3 separate regions of the Homo sapiens genome follow, and regions 1 and 2 are each linked to region 3. Evidence: chromatin loops called from intact Hi-C (ENCODE). Cell type or tissue: mammary epithelial cell. All regions are shown on one strand.

Region 1 (8,000 bases), 1.3 Mb after region 3:
TAATCATAACCCTGTGAGGTAGCTTTTGTGCCCATTGTATGGATGAGGAACCAGAACTCAAAAACATCAAAATATGTACCTGCAGCTCACAACTGATAGCACAATCCATCGGAGTCTGCAGATCAAATCCATCCCGCCACTCACTCCTTTGCATTGTCAGGGAAGGAGGAAAGTGAAGACTGAAGCTTAGCTGGAAGGATAGATAGAATTTAAATGCTTCCTTCAAAACAAGAAGCCTGCAAAGCAGAGAAATAGTCCTATCTGTCTGGGAGGCAGCCTGCTGCAGTTGACTTGAACAGCTCTTTGAGGCCACTGTCGCTTCTGAGCCATAGCTGATTTAGAAAACAAGGCAAAGAAGACAGCAATGAGGCTATACCTCAAACCCTGCCCATCTGCACTAAAACACCTCCCACTGCCACTCTATCAAATGGACTTGGTCGTGGGTTTTGAGATTTTGCTAAAAATTCAGTATGGGTGAAGTGGCATGCTCCTGTAATCTCAGTTACTTGGGAGGCTGAGGCAGGGGGATCGCTTGAGACTAGGAGTTTGAGATCAGCCTGGGCAACATAGCGAGACCCTGTCTGAAAAAACAAAACAAAATAAAAATTCCAGCAGTATGAGTTGGGAAAGTTAATAGCTCTTTGAGCATCAGTTTCTTCTTTTGTAAATAAAAAGAAATATGCCTGATTCACATTTTGTTGAGAAGACTTAATGTGCTAATTTTATAAAACACCTAGCACAATGCCTGGCACAGAGTAAGCATTCGATAAATATGCGATCCCTTTCCCTCCACACAGTTGCACAGTTGCCTCCCTCGCTGGACTGTCATATGCATATATGCATCTTTGTGTCCCCAGCTACTAGTACAGTACCTGGCAAAGAGTGCTAAAGTACCTGGGAAAGAGACAGGTAAACTCTGTCTACATACAGTGCTGATTCATTACTCTGGGCTCAGAAATACTTCTTAGGTTAAATAAAACAAGTATATATGCACATGCATAAATCCATTGTAGTGTCAAGTCAGCGTGTGCTTTCTCAGGGCTGGTCATCCCATGCACATAAAGAAGCGCCAACTCTCTGGCAAGGCATCCTGGTGGGCCACTCTCTCAGTCTGAAAGCTGCCTTGATTTGTTTACTTCAACAAGGTTTCATCTTTCTGCCATGTTTTCTTTTTCATTCTGGTGCGCTGTGTGTCCCATTACCTTAACAAGTGATAGTGCTTGAGTTGCCACTAAGGGTCCGAAGGAAAAGTGTTGTGCTGGATGCCAGTGTTCATGGATTGTGGCAGCACAAGGCAAGTTCAGTCTAGGAAACAGGTAACAAAGCTCACGAGGCTGTTAGGGAGGTCTGATTTTTACGAAGGGCTTCGTGTCCATCACTGAAGCCTGGAGGATTGACTAGTAATTGTATGAATGGGATCTGGAAGGAACTATGGTCTGAGGCTTGTCATGACTTCAGGGGTTGGCACCGTACAAAGCCCCATAAGGATCACGCAAAGGCACCCAACCGTGCTAATTCACCCTTTCCGGGAACTCAGCTCCCCCGCCCAGTATTGCTTGCCAGGGTGTGCCCACAGGCACTCCCTGCATGTGGCTGCAGGAACCAACTATGAAATCCACCTATGTGTTTTCTAGTGAATCTGGCCCTGATTTTAGCAGACAGCACTAGCTGTCATCTGGTTTTTATTAAATTCCATAAGTAAGAGAGTAATTCACACTCTAAAATGTTACACTATGTAAATAGTGAGACTGATTGAAAACTATTTTGTTATTTTCTGCTTTTCTCTATTTTGTGAATTTTCTTTAATGAGCATTGAGTACTATTTTATATATATATGTTTACATATATGTTTATATATATGTTTATATATATATATATATGTTTTAATTCAAAGGATAATTCATGGCAGAAACAGAAGTATAGGGACAGAAATTTCCATTACCGGAGGCTTTGAGAACCATATTCCTGCAGCTCTAATGAACAGAAAGTCATTTCACTGGGATGTTTTCCTCCATTTTCTGTGAATTTGAGTGAGCTTCCTTCCAAGAATGCAATTGAAGACTGGGACATACATATTGTAACCAGTAGCATGAGTTATTGATTGAATTCCCTGGCACTTCCTTTAGTTTGAATTCTAGGTAGAGTTCTTGGAAAGTGATGGCTTTTCGAGAGCTGGGCTTCCCTAGCATGGAATGACAAGTCACATAACAGCTCTTTGTCCAGTCATATACTGAGCATCACCTGCGTATCAGGCACTGTGCTGGGCACCAAAGATGGAAAGATAATTCGTGTCTTCACTGTAGTAAGGTAGATAGGGGCCAGGCATGGTGGCTCACACCTGTAATCCCGGCACTTTGGGAGGCCGAGGCAGGCGGATCACCTGAGGTCAGGAGTTCAAGACCTGCCTGGCCAATGTGATGAATCCCCGCCTCTACTAAAAATACAAAAATTAGCTAGGCATGGTGGCGCGTGCCTGTAATCCCAGCTACTCAGGAGGCTGAGGCGAGAGAATCACTTGAACCTGGGAGGCAGATGTTGCAATGAGCCAAGATCATGCCATTGCACTCCAGTCTGCGTGACAAGAACGAAACTCAGTCTCAAAAATAATAATAATAAACAAGAAAAAAATAAGAAAGGTAGATAGGAACACAACATAGCTGTACTAGGGGTGAGTTATGTACAAGAGGGTGTGGGTGAGTGGCCAGAGCAGGTTTCACAGAGGCCAGGACATGTCAACAGTCTTCACTTTAGAGTAGGAATTTGCTAAGAAGACCAGAAGTCTGGTTGGCTGGCAAAGAGATGGGTCAGGGTAAGGGGAGTCCAGCAGAAGGAAAAGTATGCATACAAGCATGGAAGCATGAACTGGCTGGCCTGTGGGATCGTCATGACCCCAGGATCAAACTCATATAAGTTTCTCCAAGACATAACAGTTCTTGTCTCAAGTAAGACACTAGGAGAGTAGGCCACTAGGAGCCCCAATTCCATCAAACACCTCCTAGCCCTGTCATGCACCCAGCATAAGCACAGGGGATGATACAAGAAAACAGTGTGATATCACCATCCCAAGTTGCTGCGGATCAGAGAGCTGTCTTACTGTGATGCTTAATTTTTGGTGAACTTACAGAAAAAAATTCAAAAAGTCTGAGGCTGCCCATTAGGAATGAGAAATTGCATATGAGGGTTAGCATGCTAATTATGTTTTGTGTAACCTACTGGACACACTGGGATGGCTTTTCCTGAAAGAAATTATCTGAGTCCTACCTTACCACCTAGACAAACGGGAAAGGAAAGGGGGTTGATTCCACCAACAGTGTGTGCTTGTGACTTAGGCGGCTTTCCAGTCGAAGAAATACAAATAATTGTAAGGCAATTTTAATCTTTACTGAACTCTCTTGAAGCCTATCAAACGGAATCCCAAATGCACAGCAAAACATCTTAAAATTGCCTTTCCCTATCTCTCTCAAGTCATATATATCACACGTTTATGGCTCTCTCCTCCTAATTTTTTTCCTCCCTCTTTCCATATTCCTCCCAAACTCTCTTAAGCTCAACTACAAGAACACTTGTCTTTTCACCCCAGCCCCATTCCCCGCTTTCTGGATTTATTCCTCTGGTGGCTAGTAGATCTCTCTCCTTTCTAAAGTAAATCAATTTCACATTTCTGCCCCCCTACACCAATCAACACCACATTATTTTTATATTTGTGGCAGAGGTTTAATAGGTAGAACAAGGGGATGCTTTGCAGAGGCTAGAACACTCAAGAGAAAGATTTGTTTTCTTTGTCATTTGAACAGCAAGCATATATAAACCATGCTGGTAAAGTTTCTTTCTGGTGGCTCCCATATTTTAGGTTACTGGCCACCCTAAAAACCTAAGCCCTAAAAACCTGTTACCTTCCCATGTAACAGAAGCTTAATGTAAATGACTTTCATAAGCCTGTATTCCTTTAACTTATTTTTTTCTTCTTTATCCATAGCAGATTTAAGTCTGGATTCCTTGACTCATCCAAAGTGGTTAAGTGCAAGAATGCTATTTTTTTTTAATGCCTGTCTTCCCCATTAACTCCCAGAGGGCAGGGGTATTGGCCATCTAGGTGACCATTAGCACTGTCCCTGGAAAATGGAATACACTCATTAATTCTTATATTTAGCATTTGTTGAAGGGAATTTGAATGTGAGCATAAATTTCTTAAAGGATCTTTCAGTCCCTTGAACAAAGTGTGAACCAAGTGTCATCCAAGTTATACAACATGGAGTACATACAATTGCATTTCACTCTAATTCAAGCCTAAGAACAGGTGACCCAAGAAGCAATCTCAACCCCTCAAAGATTTTTCTCCAATACCTAATCTGCAAGCCAAGGATCTTTGGGGTACAGAAAAAGTCATTTTTTTTTCTTTCCTTTGAGGGAAGTGACAGATACAAAGTTTTCATACTCAGCTCCTAACTGCCCCCAGCTCATCCTGGCAGCTGAAGAGTTAATCTGCTGCCACCTAGTGGTTCTTGGCCAACCTGCGGGAACCCCAGCTCACATAAGGTGAGGGTGAATGGGGTGGGTGTGGACTGTCTCCATGAAGAGGACAAGGTTCTCAAGTGGCTTTGTCTTCCCACCCCCAAAGTTTATCTCTCTCTTTCTCTCTCTCTCTCTCTCTTTCTCTCCCTCTCTCTCTCTGTCTCCCCCTCTCTCTCTCTCTCTTCTCTCCTCTCTCCTCTCTCCTCTTTCTCTCTCTCTCTCCCCTTCTCTGGGGCCTGTTTCCTGTAGACCTGAGGCAAAGCAGTAGTTCAGGCTGGGATTTCTTGCAAGTTTTCCACTGTGGGGTGCCGCAACAGCTGTGACCCTGGCTTGATTTTGATGTAGACTTCAAGGGCGCCGTCCCCAGCGGGGAGAACATTTTTACCTCAGGAGCCTATTCACATTGGTAGCCTTGGCAGGGAAAGTTCCAGAAGCTTTGATTACACAAATACCTTTGCTAGGTACAGGCCCGTCTTGGCAACCTGGGGAGAGAGAATGTGCACATGGGCTGATTAAACCAAACGACCCGTTTCCTTTGCCGGGGCTGGGGGCTGGGGGTCTTCGGCTTGGAAATGATTTTTTCCTTGGCTGTGTTGCCTGGAAACTTTGAGGGTTTAATTAGGACTGGGGAGGTTTTTGGCTCCCGCAGCTGCCTCTGCTCTCCCCCAGGGTTACTGAGTGAGAATGTGTGCATGCGTGTGTGTGTGTGTGTGCGCGCGCGCGTGTGTGTGTGTGTGTGTCCCCTGCAGTGCAGGCCAAAGCCGTCTGGAGAAGTTAATTGTGTACCAAGGCAGATGTGGCTCTTTTTATTTCAATTGATTTCAGTTAATAACTTTTAACCTCCGAACCGCAGTGAGGCTGCGTGTGGTTTATGTATCATGTACTGGAGCCCAGACAACTGAGTGGAAATGGTAGCTATTACCTTACTGCCGCCATCCATCTAGGGCCAATCATTGGAAACTTTTCTAAATGTTCTCAAGCAAATCCAGAAAGGACATCCTCCATCAGTGTCTCTCTGGCTCTGTGAATTCCTAGGAAGAAGTAAGACAAGAGCCGGCCCGCCCCAAAGCAGTTATCTTATTTGGTCAGGAGGAAAAAGTTGGAGTAAACAAATTAAAATGAAACATTTTTCATCCTTTATTGACTTCAGTATTCTTTTTATTAACCTCAACATTACCAAGCAGTTACTCTCCCATTTGGAGACTTGGAGAAAGAAGAAGAATTTTCTTTTCTGCTTTTCTTTGATATGTATATATGTTTGTATTTATTTTTCAACTACCAATGTTATACACAAACATGTTCTGGTTATATAAGGATTAAATACAGAAGTATAAGCCCCCTTGCTCACAGGCAGATTTTCCAGCTGGGGTCAAGGCAGGTGCAGGCGCATTGTGACCCACCCTTTTTCTTCCTTCCCTCCCTTTTTTCTTTTCTGCTTTCCTTTCCTCCTTCCTTCAGAGGAAGATTCAGAGACACAGGTCTTTCCTTCATGGAGCATGTGGAAATGAGCTCCCACATACCATGTGTATTTGTTTGCTAGGCCTGCTGTAAGAAGATACCACACAAAGGTCTAATATCCAGCATCTATAAGGAACTTAAACAAATTTACAAGAAGAAAACAACCCCATTAAAAAGTGGGCAAAGGACATGAACAGATACTTCTCAAAACAAGACATACATGTGGCCAACAAGCATATGAAAAAAAAGCTCAATATCACTGATCATTAGAGAAATGCAAGTCAAAACCATAATGAAATACCATCTCACACCAGCCAGAATGGCTACTATTAAAAAGTCAAAAAATAACAGGTGTTGGCAAGGTTGTGGAGAAAAGGGAACGCTTATACACTATTTGTGGGAGTGTAGATTAGTTCAACCATTGTGGAAAACAGTGTGGCAATTCCTCAAAGAGCTAAAAACAGAACTACCATTTGACTCAGCAATCCCACTACTGGGTAGGTACCCAGAGGACTGTAAATCATTCTACCATAACAACACATGCACACGAATGTTCATTGCAGCACTATTCACAATAGTAAAGGCATAGAATCAATCTAAATGCCTATCAGTGAGACTGGATGAAGAAAACATGGTACATATACACCATGGAATATTATACAGCCATAAAAAAAGAACAAGATCATGTCTTTTGAAGGAACATGGATGAAGCTAGAGGCTATTATCCTTAGAAAACTAATGCAGGAACAGAAAACCAAATACTACATGCTCTTACTTGTAAGTGGGGGCTGAAAGATAAGAATTTATAAACACAAAGAAGGAAACAAAGACGCTGGGGTCTACTTGAGCAGGGAGGGTGAGAGAAGGGAGAGGAGCAGAAAGGATAACTATTGGATACCGGGCTTAATACCTGGGTGATAAAATAATATGTACAACAAACCCCTGTTACCGGTGTTTACCTATGTAACAAACCTGCACGTGTATCCCCGAACTCAAAATAAAAGTTAAAAAAAATAAAAATACGACGAGTAAAAAAAAAAGAAAAAAAGAAAGTACCACAGACTGGGTGGCTTAGACAAGAGCAATGTGTTGTCTCACAGTTCCAGAGGCAGGGTTGATTCCTTCTGCGGGCTGTGAGGGAGGCTCTGTTCCACGCCTCTCCCTGCTCCTGTGGTTCGCTGGCAATCTTTGCTGTTCCTTGACTCGTAGACACATCGCCCTGATCTCTGCCTTCGTTTTCACATAGCTTTCTTCCTGGCACTGGGAGTGACATGACTTGACTGTTTTCTAGGGAACCCTCACTTTAGGCTTCTCCTCTTGAGTTGGTCAGATGCCCAGAGAAGACTCTTCAATCCCCTATTTGAAGAATGTGTGTGCCTGGCTGCTGTGTTCCGGGAGCCAAGTGTGAGAAGAAGGCTGGAACCCAAATATTCAGTCTGCTCCTCTGTAGTCTTTAATCCCTCTGTTTTCAGTACAGCATCCTCCCAGACCTCCGCACTCTCTGGCTTCTCTAGTTCAGAAATCCCCTGGTTACTGTCTCTAGAAAATAAATCTCTCCTACCATTTACGGCAGTGGAGAAGGAGCCATGTGACTGCGTGGCATGAGGGGATAGGGCACGGGGAGAGATCTAACTGCTTCTAAAACCCTTTCCACCCACCCTCCTTTTTCAGCCCCATCTTCACTCTCACCTCCAGAGGTACCAGATGCCACCAGTCCTGCGCTGTTTCACTGCTCTGAATGTGAACCGAGTTGCTTTTGGCGTTTCCCACTGCAGGCTCCGTGTGCAGTTTGATGGGGTCTGGCAGGCCGGTCGCCAGTCTTCCACAGCATTTTAACTTTCAACATTTTGCTGCTTTCTTTGTTTCCACTTTCTTTGTTTTTGTGTTAGTGGGTTTCAGGAAGAAAGAGAGCTAAATACATGTGTCCAATTTTCCAGCTTTACCTTTAAGGCCATTCTTGTGTTTTAAGCAGCATGTTCCAGAGACATTCTCAAACCCAAAAGGAGTCATCCTATCCCTGGGTTATCTGG
Region 2 (8,000 bases), 690 kb after region 3:
TTTACTGTATTAGTCCATTCTCGTGCTGCTAAAAAGGACTGCCTGAGACTGGGTAATTTATAAAAGAAAGAGGTTTAATTGACTCACAGTTCTGCATGGCTGAGGAGGCCTCAAGAAACTTACAATCATGGTGGAAGGGGAAGCAAACACGTCCTTCTTCATATGATGGCAGGAAGGGGAAGGGTCTAGCAAAATGGGGAAAAGCCCTTTATAAAACCACCAGATCTTGTGAGAACTCACTATCACAAGAACAGCAGCATGTGGGTAACTATTTCCAAGATTCAATTACCTCTCACTGGGTCCCTCCCACAACCTCCATGTGGGTATTATGGGAACTACAATTCCGGAAGAGATTTGGGTAGGGTCACAACAAACGACATCAGCATATCTATGACAAAGGATTAAATTCAGTTTAATTCAACAAGACTGCACTGGACCCTTATTCTAAGTAATACAAGCATAACTTAAGAATTATTCATCCAACAAATATTGAAAAAACAACACATGTGACTTACTGCGTTTTGGGAGACACATAGTTGATTTCGATCTAGATAACTCTCTCAAGGAAGCTGCAGTGTGGTAGGAATGATAAGACTTGTACATAGATAAGTAACACCAATGATAGAAAATGATAAATATCATTTTTAAAAAGAGAAGTGCAGATGGTGAAATTTAACAGGAAGGATAAGGAGATGACCAATTCCAGGAGATGGGCAAAATCTATTCACTGCCTCAGTTTCCCAATGCATTCATTCATTCACTCAATAAATACAACTTGAATCATTGCCCTATTCCAGATACTGTTAGAGTCAGGGATGAAAACTAGACTAGAAGAGAGAGAGAGATGACAATTCCCTGGAATTAATACCTTAATATAGGTATATACGAGATACGGAGGGAAGAGAGAGGAGGGAACTTCCCAGCCTGCCTGTGGTGAGGGTCAGTTAGCAAAGGAAAGTTTTGTCAAGGAAATGACCCTTTGCTGAGTGTGGAAGAAAAGGGAACATCTCAGGAGAAAGAAGGGGGAAGCCACAGCACTCTAGGCAGGAAGATAACAAAGATTCTCAAAGGGAGAGACAGGGTGCATGTGGGCAGAGGGTGGGGGACAAGGCAGGGGCGGAGGCATAGGGAGCCTCTGCCAGTTTTCTCAGGGAAATGGGAGGTGAGGTTGACAGACAAGGAGGGGAGGTGGTGTGGTTTGGGGAACTGAAAAGGCAAGATAGGCTCTGGAAGGCTTCTCTGGGAAATGCAAGAAGATACTAATAAAGAACAAATAAAAGACAGTTCCAAAGTAGAAACCACAAATTTTTATGTGGCATTAACTACACATCATAATGCAAAATACTCCAAAAATACTTAGTGCTCTGGGCATGAGAGTAGAGAAAGTGGAGAGAACACATCATTGGACAGACAGAGCATGTGCGTGTGCAAGGGAAGGGGAGGGGTGCCATGAAGAGTTCAAATGCAAGTGTGTGGAGTCTGTCCTGCCTGATGGACTGAGAGAAAGTGGATCAAGGAGTTGGAGCTGGAATGGCAAATAGTTTTCATCTCACGCATCAACTCCAGTTGATGGAACCTGTGCTGAGAAGGATCCCAAAGCAACCTCTGGGTTTAATAGGAGAGTGGCATGATCAGTCTGTGAGGTTCTCAATGAGCTGGAAAGAGTGGCAACAATCACACCAGGCATTGGCCATCTCTGGACCAGAGGCCAGACAAGGCTGTGAGAAGAGAGAGGAGTAAGAGAAGTAGCAGGACAGGGGGCTGTGGCCAGAGTGAGATGTTGGAAGGTGAGGTTTCGTGAAGACATCAAGGCCTAGAACATGGCTAGGGAAAAGTTTGGCTGACTGAAGAACAAGGCACAATCTAGTGTTCAAATACCTTCATGCTGCTGCTCTTGCCTCACTGAAGAGGTAAAGTGTCTTCAGAAGACATGTGACATAAGGGAATGGTGGATGGTTGAAGAAACACTTGGCTGTTCTAATGTAAACAGAAGAAGGAGTGGGAAGCTCTCATTTCTCCATCATTATCAGGCTCTGTTCTCAGGAAGCCAGAGAAACCTATGGCATGCTGCCTATGCAGGCCTCCTCCAGACCCATGGCTCAGACAGACCCGCCTGAACTCCAGCAGAGAAACAAGCCCCTGACCATTCCCTTCATCAGGGCAGGCAGGATGCAAGCCAACAGCTTCTCCTCCAGTGAGCCAATCCCATTACTTTTTTCCTTTTTAACTTTGTAAGAACACGTAACATGAGGGCCACCTTCTTAGCAAAATTTTAAGCACACAATACAGTATTATTGACCATAGGTAAAGCGTTGTACAGCAGATCTCTAGAACTCACTCATCTTGCTTAACTAAAACTGTATGTCCATTGATTAACAACTGTTCATTTCTCACTCCACCTAGCTCCTGGCAACCACCATTGCACTCTTTGATTCTACGAATTTGGCAATTTTAGATACCCCACATAAGTGGAATCATGCAGTTTCGTCTTTCTCTGAGTGGTTTATTTCATTTAGTATAATGTCCTCAAGATTCATCCATGTTGTCACATATTTTAGAGTTTCTTTTTTAAGGCTAAGTAATATTCTGGGATGTGTGTGTATGTGTGTGTGTGTTCCACATTTTCTTTATCCATTGATCTGTTGTTGGATATTTAGTTCATTTCTACATCTTGGCTATTGTGTATAGTGCTGCAATGAACATGGGAGTACTAATATCTCTTCAAGATCCTCATTTCAATTCTTTTGGATAAATACCCTGTGGGACTGCTGGATCATATGGTAATTCTATTTTTAATTTTTTGAGGAACCTCCATACTGTTTTCCATAGCAGCTGCACCATTTGGCATTCCCACCAACAGCATGCAGGGTTCCAACTTTCCCACATCCTTGCCTGAATCTCTTTTTGGATTCCGGAGTGACAGTGTCTCAGGATCTTGGCGGGGAAGGACCATCACCTCCTCATAATCCGTGCCACTCTGGAGGGCTGAGCACACAGTTCTCCTTGTTTCCCTGTTTGCCAGCTTGCCTTGTGGATAAATGCAGAGAAGGATTCAGGATTGGAGGGAAGGGTGAATTCACGGCCCTACAGAGCATGTCTAAAAGCATTTGTCAAAAAAAGAGTTAATGACTGCTTCTCTGCGGGAAGCCCTAAAGAAATGAGTGTCCTGAAGTGTAGAACATTCGCTTTTACGGTAGGTGGTGTTATTGTTACATGTTCATACAGACAGTGCTAATTAACAATCCTAAAGGCCACATCATTAAATTATTTCTCCGCTAAAAACCCTATGATGTTTAATGCGTCCCAGCAATTCAATTATATCTAAAACACTGGCCTGAACGGCAGGCACTATTCTGTGGCTGACAAAGTGCAAGTTGCTCTTAAGAACAGGTGAAGCTTAACAAGGAAAGAACAACATCTGACAAACTACCTCCCTGCTCTTCTCCCTAACATACACCCTAAGAATAAAAACAACAGTGATATTCCAAGAAAATTAACGTGGGTCTTACCTTTGCTAGGCTGGCGATGAAATATAGGCTTTACCAAATTTTCTGTGAAGAATCTGACAAGATTTTCTTAAAAGATTTCACCCAAAATAATCAAATCAGTGCCCTCAGATCTATTTAAGGTCCATCGGGTTTCACTGTTTTTTCTCTGGATCCTACCACCCATCCTTTGTCATTTCTAACCACTGCAAATTGCATTTTGGGTTTGAACTTGGGGTGACTTCATGGCTTTGGTCTGGGTTTTTCCTGGATGTGTATCACAGTCAGCAGAGAGCACTTTGAAGAGCACACAAAGCCTCTTTGTCTCCCACTCAGTGAAATATCTCAAGTACAGAGCACAGTGAAAAAGGGCTTCTTTCCAGCTTAAACACACACACACACACACACACACACACACACACACACACACACACACAAAAGAAGCTCTTGCCCTTCCCTGCCGCCCCCAGCTGCTGTGGTGAGACAGTCTCTGCACAGGCACAGGGCCCAGTGCAACTGGCCAAGTGGCCTCAGTCCTCTGGACAAGGCTTGGCAGGCAGCACCATGACAGAACCTCCTGCTTGGAAGGTGTTGGTGCCGAGACTGCATCTGGGAGCAGCACATATGTGATTCCACTAGTTTTTACACAAAGAGGCAGACTATGCCAGTGGCCAGCTGGCCAGCTGGGCACTCATCTGCAACCTTAGAAGCAGGAGTCAGGGAGCAACCCACTGATCCTCTTGTCATGGTCTTCCCAAGTGCCCAGTTTCCACATAAACCATTTCCTCATCACTCTCCTCCCTAACACTATCCCAACAGTACCCTCAAGGAGGCCCCACTCAGCTCTATGAGGACAGGGGGCTATGTATCTCCTTAGCTCCATACCACCAAGCACACTGCCTTACATGGAACACACTCTCAGTAAAGGTTTCTTGGATGGAAAGATGAATGAACAGATAGACAGATGGATGATGGGTGGGTGGATAAGTGTGTGCATGGATGGGTGTGTGCAGGGATGGGTGGGTGGATGGATGGGTGGGTGGATAGAAGAATCTTATAAACCATTGTTCGGATCCTGGCTCAAACATTTTCTTTTTGTGAGATCTTGGGAAAATTACCAAAACTAAGATACTACAAAACTAAGCCTTTTGGTTTTTTATCTGTACAAAGAATGATAGCAGTTACGGTGGAGATTGAGAAAATTCAGTAAGCACCTGATAGTAGGTGCTCTGTACACATTCATGGTTTTTACCCAGGAACTGTTTATAGATTATCAAGTCCCTTGCTTCTGTAGGAGGTCTTTCCTATCACTGTCGAATTCATTGCTCACTTGCATCTCTCCCAAAGGGATGGCAGAGGAAAGGTAGTAAAGGGTGCTTAGAGTGGAGTGAGGACTACAAGAGGGAGCACCAGTATTGACTGGGGATGCAGGGTTTCTAATTTTTCTAGCCCAGAAAAATTCAGACAGGCATGGTTTGGAGGAGACCTGGGTTCCAGTCAAGGCCCTGTCCCCAACTAGCTGGATAAACATGGCATGATCACCTCTCCCTTGTGGTCCTAGATTTCTTCTATGAGATAAACTCATATGATTGCATGAATGCTGAAGTCTCTTCAACTCCCAACTCTGTGATTCTATCCTTCGAGATCCACTTAACATCTTCTTACCTCCTCATTGAAGCCTGTCCTGACCATTCCTGCTGACAATAAATTCTCCCTCTTCTCAGAATCTGTGACTCTTGTCTGCGCTATGTGTCTGGAAATTAGTTCACTTCATAGCCTTGCAATGATGATGATAGCAAACTCTCAAATCATACTAACTGGAGGACCAGAGATTATTCTTAGCTACACACATACGCACACACACTTGAACATATGCATGCACATACACACACATACACACATAATCATTACATTCTCATAATACCTCTCTATGAAGTGAGCAATCTCAAAATCTCATTTTACAGATGAAAAACTGACACATAAACACACACAAAAAACTTACCCAAGACCAAACAGCTTTAAGCACTGGGCCAAGTATTTGAACCCAAGCAGGCATGACCTGCTGTTACCAGGCTGTCATAGGTCTCCTTGTTATTCAGCATCTCACTCCTCTCCCCAGTAGCTTCCCTAAGCATAGGGGCAGTGGGGTGCTGTGGCTAAGTCAAAGGACTCCCTGTCTAGACCACCTGTATGTGAACCCCAAATCTATTTTACTGCTTTGTACCTCTATTTTCCCATGCATAAAACAAGAGTAAAAAGTGCACTCCCTCGTAGGGTTGTTATGAGAATTAAATTAGTTACTCTAAGTAAAGCATTTAGACCAGACATTTGCTGTTATTGGGTGTAGGAGCCCAGCCTAAAACATCTCTGTAGTCTCTATGCCTCATACATAGGGAATGCTTTTGTGTTGACTCAGTCAAGAACATGGGAGGAGGAGTCAAACAGACCAAGTCCAGTCCTAGCTCAACCACAGATTAACTTTATGACCTTGAGCATGTCAGTTAGCTTCTGAGTCTCAGTTTTCTCATTTATAAAATGGGAATCACACGTGCTGCCCAGTGAATCCCACAAAGCTGTGCTACTCAATTCAACAAGACATATGTGTGCACCGTGCATAAACTATTAGATAAGTGGAAGGGTTTGTAACTAGTTTAGTCTAGATGAAACCACCGCCTGAGGATATCTGAAGGTCTCTGCTCGAGGGCTGTGGTCACCCTACTTCAAAAGCAGAAGGGACAGATCCCTTCAAAGGGGCCCTGTTTGTAGAACTCTTGCTAAGCCACATAATGTTATCACAAAAGCATGTTGCAGAGAGGACCTCCTGATTTTATCAAACTGGAGAAACCACCCTTCCATGCCCAATATGGGACAAGTCATGAGTTTTCAGCTGTGTATGGCTTTGTTCCAAGGCATACGAAGAGTTTTGCCTGCAATGACATATAGGTGCCCATTCGGTTTGTTGCAAGTTAGGAAGAAATTGATTTTACAGACCAGACAATATAATGAAAAGGGCATTTTTAGCTGTTTGCTATTTCCCTTTGGAGTTAGACACATTTATGTTTCGATGGCAATTTAATCACTTACAAGTTATATGACCTATTTAATTTATCTCAGCCTCACCTAGGACATTTGTGAAGATTAGAGACGTAGCACAGCTTGTGGCACATGAGAAATGTTCAGTGAATTTATTAGTCACTGTTGTTATCATTTCCCTCTTTATAGACTCCCAAGTTACATCGTTTCAGCCTGAACGCATGGACCCAAGAGCCCTCAAGCTCTGTCTTGCCTGTTCCTTCAACACATTGTTGAACTCTCCATGGTCTGAACTTTTCCTGACTCCTGCCAACAAACACTCCTTTGTCCCCCTCCCCATCAGACAGACCAGTGCCTGCTGAGACATGTGCCTCCTGATATGTTTCCCCATCCAGGTAACATTTGCTAAAAGACACTAACAATGGCTCTGAAAGATGCTAATTATGATCATTCTACGTCATACTGCTCCTGAATGCTTGCTTCCTAACTCATAAAATAGGATGCTAACATGCATCTCAAGGGCTTATCCTGATAATTAAAGAAGATCTTGCAACAGTTAGCTTTTGGTGCCTAACACATCATCCCACAACTTAGTGACTTATAATAAAAAAACATTTATTTAACTCACAGTCCTGTAGGTTTGTGATTTGGGCTGGTATCAGCTGTGCAGTTCTTCTGCTGGGTTCTTGATGCCTGGGCTCAGACCTCAAACTACATTAAGCTCACTACATTCAACTGGTCAAAACAAATCACAAGGCCAGCCCAGATTCAAGGAGTCGGGAAATAGACTCTGCCTCTTGATAAGAATTGCTTTAAATTATTGTGGCAATTTTTGCATTCCACCATAAGTAATAAATCTAAATCACCTGCTCCTCAAACTAATTTATTTGATTTCTCTCATATTTTTCATTCAGAAATCCTTGCAGGGCCTTTTATACGAAACTAAAAAACATTTATTGAGCCTTTACTATGTGGACAGAATTGCGCTAGGTATTGGGGAGGAAGGAAGGATTTAAGATATGTTTATGACAAAATCTCTGTCCTCAAGGTGCTTATAATCTCATTGGAGAAAATGTACATGCACAAAGATGAATTCTAAGGCCAGAGTAAAATACCAGTTTAAGGCAATAGTACAATAGCTGTCACAAGGGCAGGTATGATTAATTGCTAAGTCTATTGCACAGCCACCATCTCCTAAATCAGAGCACAGCAGGGGGAGATGGGTAGAGTCTGGGGTAGTCAGGGAAGGCTTGTCAAAGGAAAGAGGATTTAAGATGCGTCTTGAAAGACGGTTTGGTCCAAAGCACCAAACTCAAATGTCTCCCTGACATTCCCTTTCTATTCTTTCTATTCAGTTTCCCTGCTAGGGGGCCTTCTTTCAGAAAAGACTCCCTACAGTCGTAGCTTGTATGATTAAGCTCTCTTTCCAAATGCTGTAGGGAAAAATGAGGGAGATTCTAATCCTGGGAGCCATCTGTCAAA
Region 3 (8,000 bases):
CCCTACAGTTTGCATAGCTCTCTGACCATACATCCCTCCCCTACTGAGTTCAAATAAAGTTTCAAAATCATTTTCTCAATGTTTTTGCTCTAGGTAGTCACTACCAATCTATCAGAGTTGGCTCTCAAGTTGAAACTTACTTGTCATTCCAGATTCATAATCAGACTGTGACAAAGAGTCTCTCTGGCATGGCTTCTGATGTCTTTTTTAAATTAATTAATGCTTGGAATGTTGAAGTCAGCTAGAGGAAATATCAAGAACAGGAAGATTTCACACATTCATTCCAAAAACTTTCAGAAATTCATATAATTAAATGCATACGATGACCAAAGCACTTGGTGTCTACGAGTTTCCTTGTAGCTACTGAGCTGCATCTACAAGCTTCCTCAGTTCTCTGTGAGTTTTCATGACAACTCCTGCTATCTATAGCTATCTGCATCTGTCTTTCTAATATATAGGGGGGAAAGTCACTCTTAATAGCTTAGTCTTTGAGACTACATTTTGTATATCGTAAATTTTGTATATTGACTTTATGTTACATATGTTTAGGCTCGTTAACATTTATTTTTAGGCATTTCATATTGTTGATGTTATTGTAATTGTATCATTTTTATTTTAATTTTCATTATTTGTGGCTAGTGCATTAGTCAGTTTGGGCTATCATAATAAGATACCATACACTACGTGGCTTAAATAATGGAAATTTATTTACTCACAGTTCTGGAAGGTAGAAGTCCAAAATCAAGGTGCTAGCAGGATTAGTGTCTGGTGAGGCTTTTTTTTTTCCTGGCTTAAAGATGGCCACCTTCTCACTGTGTCCTCATGTGGCCTTTCCTCAGTGTACTCATGAGGGGGAGGGGAAGAGATATCCCTCCGGTATCTCTTCCTCTTCTTATAAGGACACCTGTTCTATTGGAGTAAGGCCAATTATGACCTCACTTAAACTTTATTACCCCAAGCACCCCTTTCTCCAAATACAGCCACATTGAAGGCCAGGGTTTCAACATATGAGTTTTAAGGGGACGGAATTCAATCCATAACAGCTGGTATACAAAAATAAAATTACTTCTTATATGCAGTAGTTCTCCTTTCCTCATAGGTTTGCTTTCCTCAGTTTCAGTTAGCTGTGGTCAACCTTGGTCTGAAAATAGGTGCATATAGTAACAATAGGATAGTTAGAGAGAGAGAGGGTCACATTCACATGACTTTTATTACAGTATATTACAATATATTGGCATAATTGTTCTATTTTATTATTAATTATTGCTGTTAATCTTTTACTCTGCACAATTCACTAAATTTCATCGTATGTATGTTTAGGAAAATATATTAGGCAGGGCACGGTGGCTCAAGCCTGTGATCCCAGCACTTTAGGAGGCCGAGATAGGTGGATCACCTGAGGTCAGGAGTTCGAGACCAGCCTGGCCAACATGACGAAACCACGTCTCTACTAAAAATACAAAAATTAGCCTGGCATGGTGGCAGGTGCCTGTAATCCCAGCTACTCAGGAGGCTGAGGCTGGAGAATCACTTGAATCCAGGAGGAGGAGTTTGGAATAAGCCAAGATCACACCACTGCACTCCAGCCTAGGAGACAGAGCGAAACTCCGTCTCAAAAAAAAAAAAAAAAAGGAAAAATATGTTGTATATTTAGGGTTTGGTACTATTCATGATTGTAGGCATCCACTTGGGGTTTTGAAACTTATCCCCTGCAAATAGGAGGAAACTATTGTTTCTGACTTGATATGAAGCCTTGCTAAACACGCATATTAGTTTTAGTAGCATTTTTGTAGATTACTTAGAATTTTTTACTTAGACCACTTTTTGATGGGGTTGTTTGTTTTTTTCTTGTAAATTTGTTTGAGTTCATTGTAGATTCTGGATATTAGCCCTTTGTCAGATGAGTAGGTTGCGAAAATTTTCTCCCATGTTGTAGGTTGCCTGTTCACTCTGATGGTAGTTTCTTTTGCTGTGCAGAAGCTCTTGAGTTTAATTAGATCCCATTTGTCAATTTTGGCTTTTGTTGCCATTGCTTTTGGTGTTTTGGACATGAAGTCCTTGCCCACGCAGACACTTCTCAAAAGAAGACATTTATGCAGCCAAAAAACACATGAAGAAATGCTCATCATCACTGGCCATCAGAGAAATGCAAATCAAAACCACTATGAGATATCATCTCACACCAGTTAGAATGGCAATCATTAAAAAGTCAGGAAACAACAGGTGCTGGAGAGGATGTGGAGAAATAGGAACACTTTTACACTGTTGGTGGGACTGTAAACTAGTTCAACCATTGTGGAAGTCAGTGTGGCGATTCCTCAGGGATCTAGAACTAGAAATACCATTTGACCCAGCCATCCCATTACTGGGTATATACCCAAAGGACTATAAATCATGCTGCTATAAAGACACATGCACACGTATGTTTATTGCGGCACTATTCATAATAGCAAAGACTTGGAACCAACCCAAATGTCCAACAATGATAGACTGGATTAAGAAAATGTGGCACATATACACCATGGAATACTATGCAGCCATAAAAAACGATGAGTTCATGTCCTTTGTAGGGACATGGATGAAATTGGAAACCATCATTCTCAGTAAACTATCGCAAGAACAAAAAACCAAACACCGCATATTCTCACTCATAGGTGGGAATTGAACAATGAGATCACATGGACACAGGAAGGGGAATATCACACTCTGGGGACTGTGGTGGGGTCGGGGGAGGGGGGAGGGATAGCATTGGGAGATATACCTAATGCTAGATGACACGTTAGTGGGTGCAGCGCACCAGCGTGGCACATGTATACATATGTAACTAACCTGCACAATGTGCACATGTACCCTAAAACTTAGAGTATAATAAAAAAAAAAAATTTTAAAAAAAAAAAAAAGAATTTTTTACTTAGACAACCAGGCTGTCTGCAAATAGAGTTTTGCTTCTTTCTCTTCAATCTGAATGGGTTTCATTTCTTGTCCGACCTTCTTGCATTGGCTAATACCTTCATAGGACATTGAAGTGGTGAGATTGGACAGCCTTACACTTGAGCTTAAGAAAAAAGGCTTCAGTTTTTCCCCACCAATTGTGATGTTAGCAGAAGGTTTTTCAAGATGCCCTTAATCAGGTTGAAGTTGAGGAAAATCCCATTGATTATTAGTATGCCAGGAATTGTTAATAAGCTCCTTGAAGACACTTTGTCTCTTTCTCTTCATAATAATTGCACCAAGCAATCTCTTGCACATAGTAGGCATTCAATAAATAATTATGAATTATATTGAGAGGAAATTGATGAAATTTCATCAATTCTTTTGAAGAATCTAAAAGGGAAATATATTTTTGAAAAAACAAAGTCTGGACACATGACTCAACACATAGTCATTTTTTGCCTCATGATGAAAAGAATGCTTTATTTCTGTAATTTTTATTTGGTGCAGAGCTAGATATACAAGATTTGTGTGTGTATGTGTGTGTGTGTGAGAGAGAGAGAGAGATTGTCTTGTAAATGTAATTGCACTAAATGAATTGCATAAAGACTATTGCATTCTAGAAATGCAAAATAATATCAACAGACTGAATGAAACAATGGTATCAAAGACCACAATATATAACTTACCTATTTATAATCCAGTCCATCATATAATAATAACCTACATATAACCATCCGTATTTAATCTGGTCCTTTTAGAATTTTGAAATGCTCTCTAGAATTGCCTTTTTTTCTACTTCAATGAGAAATATGTGTGATTTGTTCAGCTGCTGTCTCTCTGCCATCCCCACCCCCAGCACTGTGCAACACAGCCCCTTCTCTCAGCTGGCAAGCACAGGCCCCAGATGCCAAGCTGTGGAAGATATTTATCTGCTGCATCTGGTTCCTTAGCAGATTCGACAGGCCTCTGTGCTGGCAGCTTCAGAAATGCCTTTGGGCTTGTCACATGTTGAAAACTCCCAACTGGCTGTCTGAATTGGCAACCATGCTTTGGCTCACTGGAGAGAAGAGAGAAATGGTGCTTTTTGTCCATCTACTGATAACCTCTCATGTAAGTGATCGTTGGCTTCTGATCTGAAAAAGTACGTTCCCAAAGGGCAGTGCAGACTTTGGGGCTTAATTTCATCCTCCTGATACAAACTCACAAGTAGTATATGACTGAGTTTTGTTTCCTTGGCCAGAGAGGAAATCCCTAGCAATTTGGACCTCAGCATGTCTATCCTGAAATTAAATTCAGAAAGCGTCAGCATTTTAGAATTGGCATTTTAAAATTAAGAGTCAGCTAATCCATCCCCTTTATTTATCTGATGAAGAAACTCAGGCTCTGAAAGGCGAAGGGATTTGGCCAGGGTACACAGCAAGCAGGACAAAGGACGAGATTCACCCTGGGTGAATACTGGGAGTGGGGAAATACGAAAGCAAAAAGGAGCAGGTATTTCTGTTTGGAGAAGCTGTGGAGAAGGAACCCTTTGGAGACTGCATGGCAGGCTGTAGCAGAGCAGCGAGCCTGCAGACAGGGACACTTATGCCCTAAGGCTGATGCTGCCACATCCAAGCTAAGTGACCTTATGTAAGTGACCTAACCTCTAGGCCTGAGTTCCAACACCTGAAAACAAGAAGGAGTTAACCATAGTTCCTAATTTATTTGATTGTTGTGAGGATGAAATTAGATCACGCATAATGTACCTTACAAGGCTATGCTCATTTTTTTCAGTAAATGTTTATTGAGAGCTTACCATGTGGTAGACATTATTCAAAAGACTTGATAAATAATGATTCTCAATCATTTGGGACATGAAATCAGTAAATGAGGGCAGACCTGTAAAACCAGGACAAGAGAGTGAATTTCCGGAGTGGTTTCCTGTCGAGAGGCACGCAGACAGCGAGTGTGTTCTTACACATACACACAATGCATCTACGGCCGCAGCATTTGTTCTAATTCCCTGAGCTGCAGTGAGCTCTGGATTCCAGCAGGGGACATCCATAGCCCAGACAAGGGAAACTGGGGCCAGCTCAGCCTTAGAGGTGATGAATGAAAATGATAAATCACTCAGACATGAGCCTGAGACTGGCCTGTTCTGATACTCATTCCATAAAGACGAAAGTTCTGGAAGGGATGACCCTCACAGGCTTCGTTAGCTCTGAGTTTGTAGAATGTCAATGAATTTCAAGTTCTCTTAATCCTGAATTTGCAAGCTGAGGTCCCGTGGAGTTTTGTCCATGTTAAAGGGACATAATTCCTTTCTCCCCAGGGCAGATCAAAGGAACCAGGTTTTGATGACTTACAGCTCACACAAGGTCATCCTGGGAAAACAGATCCTGAGAAGTACTGCAGAGCTTGTGAAGTACTGCACTGGCTGGTGTCTGGATTCTAGAGTTTATGATCTGCTCCAAAGCCAGAGAGGTGATGACTAGAAGGTAGATATGAATTGGGGACAGTGGTGTGCTGATAAATATTTAACAACCAGCTCCCTGGGGGAAAAATATGTGCATATGTACATGTACATAAGTTTATTATACATTTCACTCATATACAGGACAAGTAGCACACAATTTACATGTTATATATATAAAATATACAATAATCTTTATTATAAATTCCATATAGCTAATTGATTCTCATAGAATACATTAGTTAATTTCTGTTGAACTCTTGTATTCATGGCCAAGCTATTATTGCAATCCAACCATTATTTGACAATATCAGCCTGCAAATAAACGTTTAAATACTGTCTGGTTCAGCAAAAATGTCTCTTACTTCACTGATCAACAAGTGTGATTGTGAAATGAATGGTGCTTGATATTTTCATTTATGTTAACTGGGAGCAAAAAAGTGAATGGACAAAGGCATATATTAAAACTTCACTTGTTTGTTAATGGTATTAGCCGAATCTTTGTTAAATTCACTAATAGTGTTAAATCCACTAATACTGAAAAATATTTCCTGTTATTTATGTTGTTTATGACTCAATAGTCACAGACAGAATACAGCATTATTAACCTATCAAGTCTAGCGAAATCATCAAAACAATACATCAAGCCCTGACTTACAGCATTTGCCAATTTTCATGGTATAAATATTTCCACCATGGTTGATTTCAAAATCAAGGTAATGTCATTGAACACGAAATTGAAAAGAGATTCATAGTAGTATATCATTACATAACGTTTCTACCATATGCTTAAAATAGACATAACCTCAAAAACTTAATAAAATATAGTAAATTAATTATGAAGTTATGGATTTTAAAATGTTTTCATTGTTACATATTTGTATATACTTATGGGGTACATGTGTAGAAAGTGATGGATTTTATTTACTTTCTTATTCACAAAACCTAGAGAATAATCAATCTTATTTTAAAAATATCTACCTTACATAGTGTTTAAAACACAGTAACATTTGTTGCATAATAATTATAATTATAAAGGAGGGGAAAAAAACAAGAGCCAGGTGAGCATCTAAAAAACAACTTTATCTAAAATGTTAAAAAAATTATGGAGAAATTATCATATACAAGTCACTGTCCTAAAACCTTTATATGAATTAAATTATATAATCATCACATTGATTATAAGGGGCATATATTATTTCCCCCAGATGAGAGTCTCTATCTAACAGATTAGAATATAAGTCTCAGCGGAGTAAAGTGACTTGCTCAAGTACATCCAGCTAGCAAACAGTAAGGCCAGGATAAGAAAACAATCTGACTTTAAGGATTGTGCAACAAACAAGATATCAGCAGTTAACAAAATGTTGGTCTGGAAAAATAAAATAAAATAGCAATTGGTCTGGGAGGAAGCCTGAACTTGAAAGTGACATCTACCCTTGGTTCTGCTGTATGAATTTGAACAAATCATATCACTTATCTGAACTTGCTACATAAATAAAGCTGGATTTTTGTGAGTCTATGAAATGTACCCTATTCCATTTTAAAGCTGTGATGCTAGGGGCAGAATGGATTGCTAAAGAAGATGGTGTGATCTGGCTGCTAGTAACATCACAAATAACAACAGCTCATATGATGGAATGATATTTGGAATTAACCACTGTGTCCAATTCTTATTTACCATATCTCCCTTGGTAGGGTAAATAAGAATTACCATTCTTCCTGTATTCCTCATCCCAAAGCAAGTTTTTAGATCAGAAGCAGAGTACCATATGAGAAATTTTTTGTTGTTCAATTTAAAGATCTATGGTCAAGGTGTTAGGAGCAAGAGATCTGTTCCTTCCCTTGACTATCTGAAGGTTCCACAGTAAAGCTGATAATCAGGCAGGCATAGAGTCTACAAAGGGAGAATGCTGACTCATTGGGAGCAAATGTCCTGCAGCTGCTGGTGCCAGGGAGCAGCACAAGGCCATGGAAGGCCTTTCTGGGATAGCAGATTTTCTGTTTGAGAAAGCACGGTACATCGCTTGGAAAATTAGGTGATCCTTCTCACTGTAGCCTGATAAGGATGACCTGCTGACTATATCTAGATCATTGCCCATTGCCCAGCAACATGTCAGTTCCCTGTCTCTCCGTCCCATGGAGAGTTTTCCACCCATTTTCAATGGTCCAGAGCACTGTTAAGCCTCTGGAATCTGTTGTGGGGCCCTGGACATAGAAGGATGAGTCAACTTGCTAGGGCAAAGGAGAACTGGACCAGAGAAACTGAAGCTCTATTAGGAGCTCAGACACCAGTGGGACACATCTCCCACCCTCCTCTTATCTAGCACTCTGTGCACTCATATTATACACATCCCTTGAGATGTATTTGATCCCATTGGGACTCTGGACATACCTCTATCACAGCACTTTTTACTTTGTGTGCTTTCTTCCCATAGAATGTGGGCTACTTCAGAGAACTATTTGTGTCTTACTTCATGTTGTATCTGTAGAACTCAGTATAGCAACTAGAATAAAGAAGGTGCTGAAAGAAAATAACAAAACTGTAGAATGAATGAATAAACTCTAAGGGGAAGGAAGTATTAATAGGATACTCGGTTAACAGATGAGGAAATTG

What was found. A loop is a pair of places that touch in the nucleus more often than their neighbours do. Peaks named below come from ENCODE experiments on the same cell type or tissue, not always from the same donor. Only the 100,000 strongest peaks of a DNase experiment are listed, where the experiment ranks them.
Region 1: it touches region 3 in a loop (9-fold over the local background); 3 of 110 quality-filtered maps call a loop at or near these places.
Region 2: it touches region 3 in a loop (9-fold over the local background); 5 of 110 quality-filtered maps call a loop at or near these places.

Annotation. Positions count from the first base shown.
Region 1 is chr1:61,584,360-61,592,359 of GRCh38, forward strand. No RefSeq gene overlaps it. Among named protein-coding and RNA genes, the nearest start is that of TM2D1, 140 kb to the right of the region's middle. RefSeq lists an enhancer at 3,402-5,877. In mammary epithelial cell, a CTCF peak has its summit at 4,502 (motif pointing left); a DNase peak (open chromatin) is centred at 4,502.
Region 2 is chr1:60,967,039-60,975,038 of GRCh38, forward strand. It overlaps NFIA-AS2 (NFIA antisense RNA 2), which reads right to left and starts at 3,702. Exons shown (of 7, transcript NR_110617.2): 1 at 3,510-3,702. In mammary epithelial cell, a CTCF peak has its summit at 3,205; DNase peaks (open chromatin) are centred at 3,793, 5,903 and 6,823; H3K27ac peaks cover 344 bases.
Region 3 is chr1:60,276,575-60,284,574 of GRCh38, forward strand. It overlaps LOC105378761 (a long non-coding RNA gene), which reads right to left and starts at 521. Exons shown (of 3, transcript XR_947431.2): 1 at 141-521. LOC107985379 (a long non-coding RNA gene) reads left to right here and starts at 3,889. Exons shown (of 4, transcript XR_001738093.1): 1 at 3,889-4,044; 2 at 5,246-5,411. In mammary epithelial cell, a CTCF peak has its summit at 4,970; a DNase peak (open chromatin) is centred at 5,017.